3 separate regions of the Homo sapiens genome follow, and regions 1 and 3 are each linked to region 2. Evidence: chromatin contacts called from ENCODE Hi-C or POLR2A ChIA-PET data. All regions are on one chromosome and are shown on one strand. The core of a region is the stretch at or near the end of the contact, and the rest is flanking DNA. Distances in the headings are between cores, read along the strand shown. Region 1 holds the start of RHPN2 (rhophilin Rho GTPase binding protein 2). Region 2 holds the start of SCGB2B2 (secretoglobin family 2B member 2). Region 3 holds the start of CEBPA-DT (CEBPA divergent transcript).

Region 1 (2,700 bases), core at 25-2,524, 1.6 Mb after region 2:
TTCAGCCTGGGCGACAGAGCGAGACGAGTGAGGATCACTTAAGGTCGGGAGTTCGAGGCCAGCCTTGATATCATGGTGAGACCCCGCATCTATTTAAAAACAAAACAAAACAAAACAAAACAAAAGCTGTAATCCCAGCACTTTGGGAGGCAGGCCGAGGTGGGCAGATCACAAGGTCAGGAGTTCAAGACAAGCCTAGCCAACAAGGTGAAACTGTCTCTACTGAAGATTAGCTGGGTGTGGTGGTGGACGCCTGTAGTCTCAGCTACTCGGGAGGCTGAGGCAGGAGAATCGCTTGAACCCGGGAGGCGGAAGTTGCAGTGAGCCGAGATCGCGCCATTGCACTCCAGCCTGGGCGACAGGGCGAGACTCCGTCTCAAATAAAAAAATAAAAAAAATAAATAAAAAGGCCGGGCGCGTTGGCCCGCGCCTGCAGCCCCTGCTACTTGGGAGGCTGAGGCTGGAGCATCGCTTGATCCTGGGAGGTCGAGGCTGCAAAGAGTCGAGATCGCAACACTGCTCTCCAGCCTGGGCGACAGAGCGAGGTCCCATCTCTTAAAAAAAAGAACTGTGCTCAAGGACATCTGCCGTGTCTGGGGCGCAAAACCCCTCCTGGTCCCCTCTCTCAGGGCAGTCCGCGAGCCCAGCGGATCCCACTCGTCTTTGCAGCGCGGACAGGGAATCGGCTGAGTTGATCCCATGCCAACAAGCCCGAGTAGTCCGGGCAAGGCGCTCGGCGGGGCAGTCAACGCTCCCTCCGCCATGGGCTCCCCTCTTGGGAAAAGCTTTTCCAAACCGCCGGGCCCAGGGCCCAGAGCTCCCGCCGCGCCCTCGACGTGGCGTCGAGTCTGGCCCCTTCCCCCGCGGCGCACGGGCTTCACCCAGGAGGGACGCGCCTGGATCCACGCCTTCCTCACTGACTCCCCGGGCTCCAGGGCAGGGTGCAGGTCCACAGCCAGGGCTTCGCTGCGGCCCCTGAGACCCCAGTGCCTTTCCTGCGCTCTCGCGGCACTCGCAAAGTTGAGTCAGCCACGACGCCCACAGACAACCCCGAGGCGCCGCGCCCAGGGCGCAGCTCTCCGGGTGACGAGCGCCTCAAGGGGCGCGGGTTCGGGGCCCGCGACGGGGCGGGGCGCGTCTCCAGGGCTCCAGTGCTCGGCCTCAGGCGGGGCTAGAAGGGCCGCGGGACGGGGTGGGAGTGGAGGGGCGGGGAAGGGCGGGGACAGGGGCGGGGCCGCACGTCCTCTCGGGCCAGCCTCAGCCGCCGCGCCTCAGTCCGCCGTCCGCCCTCCGCGCCCGCGCCGCTAGCATGACCGACGCGCTGTTGCCCGCGGCCCCCCAGCCGCTGGAGAAGGAGAACGACGGCTACTTTCGGAAGGTGGGCGGCTTCGGGCGGGCGGGCGGGGACCTGCGGGCTCCAGACCTCCTTTCCCCCGGGCCCTGCAGGGGCCGTGGGAGCGCGCAGTCGGGGTCCACTAGGCCGGGAGGGGGAGGGGGCGCACTGGGCCGGCGCTGGCCGGACGGAGGCTGGCGGGGAGGAGTGGGGGCGGCGATGTCCCCGGCGTCCCGGGCAGGTGGCATCCGGGACTGGGCGGGGAGTAGGGGAGGCGCATGTGGCCGCTCCGCGCAGGTGCGGGCGGAGGACCTGGAGGGGTGCTTGGGTCTCCCCCCTCCCACCCCCCGCCACCCCTCGCTTGCGATCCCTGGTGCCTGGGGAAAGGACCCGTTCCTGGCTGCGCTGGCGCCCTTGGCCTCTGGGCGCGTTGCAAGAGCGCTTGGTGGGAGCGCGGGTGGAGACAGACCATCCCAGGCGTGTTGGCGGTCTCATATTTATTTTAGGCGCTCTGTCGCCCAGGCTGGAGTAGAGTGGCGCGATTATAGCTCACTGCAGCCTCGACTTCCTGGCCTCCAGCGATCCTCCCGCCCCAGCCTCCCGAGTAACTGGGACTGCAGGCGCGCCACCTCGCCACGCTAATTTTTTGTAGAACTGGGGTATCGCTGTGTTGCCCAGACTGGTCGCGAACTCTTGGGCTCAAGGGATCCTCCCGCCCCGGTCTCTCAAAGTGCTGGGATTACAGGCGTGAGCCACTGCGCCCGGCCGGCGGTCTCTTTTTGCCTCCAAAATGCTTCCAAAGTCCGCCTGTGGGACTTTTCAGGGAGCAGGGGAGAGCTGCTGGTGGGAGGGAGCCTCCGGCGTTGCACCCTCCTCCGCTCCGGGTCGTCCAGGAGGGCGTGAGCACCGCAGGTGAGGCCCACGGTCTTGTGCGTCTCACTGTGTGCCAAAGCGGATTTGTCTTGTTGTCCGGGAGACTTGGCGGGGGCTGGCGGCGGGCGGCGGGCGGCGGGCGGCGGGTGGCGGGTGCCGGCCTCGCAGGTTCTTGGCATGTCCAGGAGCTCTTGGGCCCAGAAGATAACAGTCAGGGAGCTCAGTCCCTCAAAAGCGACCCCAGCCTGTGGAGCAGGGGCCCTGGGATACCCGCAGGCGGCAGGGCCTGGGCTACAAAGATGCTTTGGAGCCGGGAGTCATGGTGATGCCTTCCAAGCCTTCCTCCCTCTAGGTCCTGAGCAAGTCTAAAAATAGCTTTTGGCCCTTGGCCAGGGATCACTGAGAGGGTGGAGAGATTGTTGTTGATTTTCGTTTTTATAATAGATACGACAGTGCATAATTATAAATAGGGAAGTGAAACTTTCCCATAAACG
Region 2 (2,713 bases), core at 214-2,713:
CTCTCCCTGGGAAGGAACAGGGTGTTTCTCCGCAAGGGCTATTTACCAGGTGCCACCTGCGGGGAAAATCAATTATTCTGTATACAAAAGACTCATAAAACAACGGTAACAACTTTATCAGCTCGTTCAGTCTTCACCACTTTGCAAGGTGTGCATTCATATTATTCCAGATTTTTTTTTTTTTTTTTTTGAGACGGAGTCTCGTTCTGTCTCCAGGCTGGAGTGCAATGGAGCGACCTCGACTCACTGCAACCTCTGCCTCCCGGGTTGAAGCGATTCTCCTACCTCAACCTCTCGAATAGCTGGGATTATAGACACGTGCCACCACGCCCAGCTAATTTTTTTTTGTATTTTTAGTAGAGACGGCGTTTCGCCATGTTCGTTAGGCTGGTGCGGTGGCTTACGCCTTTAATCCCAGCACTTCGGAAGGCGGAGGCGGGCGGATCGCTTGAGGTCGAGTTCTAAACCAGATTTATTTTTTAAAATGAAGACAAAACTGAAATTCCGAGATACTGAACCCATTTGTTCAAGGTTGCACAACTGAAAGCGCCGGCTTCATGACGACATAACCCAAAAAAAACTGTAGCTGGCGTCTGCTCTCGCGCCCACTTCGCTCTCACAACAGTGCCAAGAGGTCGGCGCCGTCATCACCCCGCGTTTACACGGCTCAACAGGAAGGCCAGGAAATGCCCAAGGCCCCGGCCGTGGTCAAACCGCGCGCGGACCCAGGGCCTTAGCCCCGCCGTCGCCGCGACCCACACTTGCCGGAGTCCTCAGCAGGGCCTCACCGTCCCGCAGGCGCCCCGAGCCCGCGCCTCCGCGGACCTGACGCGCCGCGTAGCTGGTGAGCGGGTAACGGCGGCCGACCTCCGGGAACGACACTGCCCCAAACCGTTCCTTAGCTTGGAAGCCGCCGCCAGGCCTGAAGCTATCGCGGGACTGACCCAGTGCACCGCCCACGGCGAACCACATTTCCCAGAATCCTCCCCCTGCGGTACAAATGTCCCGGAAGCCGCGAACCGCCGGCACCCGAAGACCACACTTCCCAAGGGTCTCTGCGGCTGCGCGGACCTGGTGCGCCGCGGGCAAACCGGTCACGGCTTTGTAAGTAGCTTAACCGCCTGGGGCCGTCGACCTAGAGCCGGCCAGCTAGGACCATGCGCAAATTGTCCTGGGGCACACAGTCGTCCTCTGGTGAACGATACAACTCGAAACCAAGGGACACCCTCTACTTATAAGGGCCATGGCGCCCGGACCAAGAAATTACATTTCCCAGAAAACTGCAGCCGTGCCAAGGTCTTCCGGGTCATTCCTGCGCTCACACAAACGTTTCCCTCCGAGACATGGGCAGCCCTTGCTGGTACCGCGCAAGTGCTCGCCGTTGCTAGCAAAGGGGCTCCTCTCATCCCAAACCCTGCCGCTATGCTGTTCACCTTCAGGTCTTTTTTTTTTTTTTTTTTTGGCACTCATTTGCCCAAGACGATAACTCACAAAACGCCCTGTGGCCCGACTGTCACGACTGTAGTTCGCCAACCAAGGGCATTTCCTGGAAATGCAAGGGGACACGTATCTGTGACACTAATGGCCGTTCTGACGTGCGTTACGCCCCTGGAAGGACTTGGAAATACTGAACTTGAGTGAGCACTGGGAGGATGGAGACCCTCATCCTGGGAGGAGTCACTCCTCCCGCAGCCATCACAGCCTGACGCCCCCTCTCCCCAGAAGTGCTTCTTAGGCCCACCCAAAAGGGCAATGGACCTCTCTGTATGCAAGCCAGAGCAGTCTACTGTTTGTGTATATTTGGGTTGTTTACTTTCTTTTTAACACTTAAATGTTAATTGACTTCAATCATTTTTAAAATTATAAATAGTGTCGCTATAGACTTTTTTGTACTTATTAAGTACTGACCTGCATGATCTTCGTGAAGCAGTGCTTCTGTTACCAGAAAGGGGTCCGGATCCGACCCCAAGAGAGAGTTCTTAGAGCTCACGCAAGAAAAAATCCATGGGAGAGCACAGTGCAAAGCCAAAGCAAGTGTATTAAGAAAGTAAAGAAACAATGGGTACTCCATTGTTAGAGCAGCAGCTTGGGCTGCTGGACTAGGGATACTTGTATTTATTGCTTGATGATGTGCTAAACAAGGGTGGATTATTCATGAGTTTTCCAGGAAAGAGGTGGGCAATTTCAATTTCTCGGAGCTGAGGGCTTCCCAGCTTTTTGAACCATACAGGGTAACTTCTGAACCTTACCATGGCATTTGTAAATTGCCATGGCACTGATGAGCGTTTCTCTTAGCGTGCTAATGCATATAATTAGCATATAACCGAGAGGTGAAGCCAGCTGGGCTTCTGGATCAGGTGGGGCCTTGGAGAACTTTTCTGTATAGCTGAAGGATTGTAAATACACCAATCAGTGCTCTGTGTCTAGCTAAAGGTTTGTAAATGCACCAGTCAGCACTCTGTAAAAACGGACCAAACAGCACTCTGTAAAATAGACCAATCAGCGCTCTGTAAAATGGACAAATCAGCAGGATGTGGGCGGGGCCAAATAAGGGAATAAAAACGGGCCACCCGAACAACCAGCGGCAACCGCGCTGGGGTCTACTTCCCAGGTGTGGGATGTTTGTTCTTTTGCTCTTTGGGTCTGCACTACCTTTATGAGCTGCAACACTCACCCTGAAGGTCTGCAGCTTCACTCTTGAAGCCAGCGAGAC
Region 3 (2,700 bases), core at 138-2,637, 1.4 Mb after region 2:
TATCTGGTTTTTACTCCCTCCCGTCCAAAAGCGTCAAGCTAAAAATATCTTGTTTATGAGCTCTGGACCGAAAACGAAGCAGTTGGGCTATTAATCACTGGGACTATGTTGAATAGGAACTTGATTAAAGCGCAGTGTGCGTTGCCCAGATGAAACTGCTTCTTTACTGCGATCGTCGTGGAAGCTCGGGGCTCTCCAGCGGTGTTTTTAGCTGTGCCCCCTCCGGGGCTCCTGGGCGGGTCGTGGCGCCTTGCCAGGCCTAAGGCCACTGTCGGTGAAGGGGGTCTTCCCTCACCTGTAGGCAAGCGCGCCTCTAGCCGGGACGCAGGCGGCGTCAGGCCTCAGCGCCAGTGGCGAGGGGCGGCGCGGGCAAGGACAGGAGACACTTGAGGGCTCCCAAGACTCCATCTGGGCCCAGCTGACGGTCCGTAGCCGCCACCCCGGCCCCGGTAAAGAATGCGAGGGACGCACGTGGCTGGGGGTCTCGGTGGCAAGCTCCTTCCCCCGCCGCGGTGAGAGCATTAGCTGCCGCACTCAAGGGGCCCCAGGGCCTGGCCGCCTCGGTCCCTAGGATCCCGGGGACTACAGCGCCCGGCGAACCACTGGGCAGAGTTCTCCCTGTGCGTGCTCGGACCTGGCAGCCCGGCGGCCTGGACACCCTCGCTCCCGCCGTTGGCGCCCACCTGAATGGGGAGGCGGGGGAGGAAGCGGTGGCTTCGGGCCTCGAGGGCTGCGGCCCCCGCCTCGGAATCCCGGCCCCAGAGTTAAGTTTGTCTCCTCCCTCGGTGCGCCCCTCCCCGTGCTCGCCCCGGCGTCCAGCTCCGCTAGTCTGGGGGGCCCCGCGGTCCCGCAGGAAAAAAAATCGGCGACTCCACGCCGGGTAACAGCGCCGGCCCCGCGCGCCTAGCAAGCCGCGCGCTCCGACCTGGAGAAGTAATTATAAAGAAAGTTTTCCAGCCCGGGCGGATCGACCGGCCAGGTCCTCCAGGCTCCCGGGCCGAGGCCGCCTCCGCTCCCCGCGGGGTCCTAGCGCCCTGCGCGGCGCCGCCCATGGGACCCCGGCGTCCTCCGAGAGGTACCTCTGCGCGGAATCACAGGGGTAGCCTGGAGATCAGAGCTAGGAGACGCAGAGCCACCGCGCTCAGGACCTCTCCGCGCGTCCCAAACGGCCCCCCACCGGCCCCAGCCCCGCTGCTCTGCGCTGCAGCCTCCCCGGGACGCGGGTCCGGGACAGGCCTGGTTCTGGCTTTGAAAGAGAATCCGCGCCCCAGCAGCTCAAGACCAAGACTCGCCCTCCGCCCCCCACCCCTACCCCGTGCAGCCTCGGGATACTCCTGGGCTCCCGGCCGTGGCTGGATACGGGCGCCTAGGGCAGGCAGGAGGAGGGGGCCCCCGCTACCGACCACGTGGGCGCGGGGGCGACGGCCGGGCCGGGGGCGGAGCTTGGAGCGAGCGCCGCGGCTCTGCTGGGCGCGCTGGAGGCGGTGGGCGTTGCGCCGCGGCCTGCCTGGGGAGCGCGGCGCTGTGCCGCGCTGGTTCGCCGCCCCATGCCGGCCGCGCGCTAGGACCCAGCAGGCGCCGCGCCGCCGCAGCCCGGGGACAGAGGCCGCCTCGGACTCTAGGGGGCGACGCGGCCTGCCGGGTATAAAAGCTGGGCCGGCGCGGGCCGGGCCATTCGCGACCCGGAGGTGCGCGGGCGCGGGCGAGCAGGGTCTCCGGGTGGGCGGCGGCGACGCCCCGCGCAGGCTGGAGGCCGCCGAGGCTCGCCATGCCGGGAGAACTCTAACTCCCCCATGGAGTCGGCCGACTTCTACGAGGCGGAGCCGCGGCCCCCGATGAGCAGCCACCTGCAGAGCCCCCCGCACGCGCCCAGCAGCGCCGCCTTCGGCTTTCCCCGGGGCGCGGGCCCCGCGCAGCCTCCCGCCCCACCTGCCGCCCCGGAGCCGCTGGGCGGCATCTGCGAGCACGAGACGTCCATCGACATCAGCGCCTACATCGACCCGGCCGCCTTCAACGACGAGTTCCTGGCCGACCTGTTCCAGCACAGCCGGCAGCAGGAGAAGGCCAAGGCGGCCGTGGGCCCCACGGGCGGCGGCGGCGGCGGCGACTTTGACTACCCGGGCGCGCCCGCGGGCCCCGGCGGCGCCGTCATGCCCGGGGGAGCGCACGGGCCCCCGCCCGGCTACGGCTGCGCGGCCGCCGGCTACCTGGACGGCAGGCTGGAGCCCCTGTACGAGCGCGTCGGGGCGCCGGCGCTGCGGCCGCTGGTGATCAAGCAGGAGCCCCGCGAGGAGGATGAAGCCAAGCAGCTGGCGCTGGCCGGCCTCTTCCCTTACCAGCCGCCGCCGCCGCCGCCGCCCTCGCACCCGCACCCGCACCCGCCGCCCGCGCACCTGGCCGCCCCGCACCTGCAGTTCCAGATCGCGCACTGCGGCCAGACCACCATGCACCTGCAGCCCGGTCACCCCACGCCGCCGCCCACGCCCGTGCCCAGCCCGCACCCCGCGCCCGCGCTCGGTGCCGCCGGCCTGCCGGGCCCTGGCAGCGCGCTCAAGGGGCTGGGCGCCGCGCACCCCGACCTCCGCGCGAGTGGCGGCAGCGGCGCGGGCAAGGCCAAGAAGTCGGTGGACAAGAACAGCAACGAGTACCGGGTGCGGCGCGAGCGCAACAACATCGCGGTGCGCAAGAGCCGCGACAAGG

Evidence for each region. A loop is a pair of places that touch in the nucleus more often than their neighbours do. ChIA-PET counts read pairs that join two places held with the same protein, here RNA polymerase II (POLR2A). Pooled maps may share reads with other maps.
Region 1: a loop to region 2 is called in a pooled map, with 4 times the contacts of the local background. The contact joins the promoter of RHPN2 here to the promoter of SCGB2B2 in region 2. A Hi-C loop is called at or near these places in 1 of 50 pooled maps. POLR2A ChIA-PET finds 5 or more read pairs at or near these places in 2 of 52 experiments (Caco-2 and H1).
Region 3: a pooled map shows a loop between it and region 2 (2.2-fold over the local background). The contact joins the promoter of CEBPA-DT here to the promoter of SCGB2B2 in region 2. A Hi-C loop is called at or near these places in 2 of 50 pooled maps. POLR2A ChIA-PET finds 5 or more read pairs at or near these places in 2 of 52 experiments (A549 and H1).

What each region holds. Positions count from the first base shown.
Region 1 is chr19:33,063,462-33,066,161 of GRCh38, reverse strand. It overlaps RHPN2 (rhophilin Rho GTPase binding protein 2), which reads left to right and starts at 1,274. Exons shown (of 15, transcript NM_033103.5): 1 at 1,274-1,378. The coding sequence starts at 1,310. RefSeq lists enhancers at 240-739, 1,952-2,580 and silencers at 887-1,386, 1,447-1,666.
Region 2 is chr19:34,675,909-34,678,621 of GRCh38, reverse strand. SCGB2B2 (secretoglobin family 2B member 2) reads left to right here and starts at 1,463. Exons shown (of 4, transcript NM_001025591.4): 1 at 1,463-2,713. It overlaps ZNF302 (zinc finger protein 302), which reads right to left and starts at 944. Exons shown (of 5, transcript NM_001289187.2): 1 at 519-944. It also overlaps the pseudogene ZNF807P and the pseudogene SCGB1B2P. RefSeq lists a silencer at 696-755 and enhancers at 178-1,074, 1,206-1,265, 1,316-1,415, 1,075-1,972.
Region 3 is chr19:33,301,508-33,304,207 of GRCh38, reverse strand. It overlaps CEBPA-DT (CEBPA divergent transcript), which reads right to left and starts at 1,387. Exons shown (of 1, transcript NR_026887.2): 1 at 1-1,387. CEBPA (CCAAT enhancer binding protein alpha) reads left to right here and starts at 1,674. Exons shown (of 1, transcript NM_004364.5): 1 at 1,674-2,700. The coding sequence starts at 1,794. RefSeq lists silencers at 934-1,193, 1,274-1,843.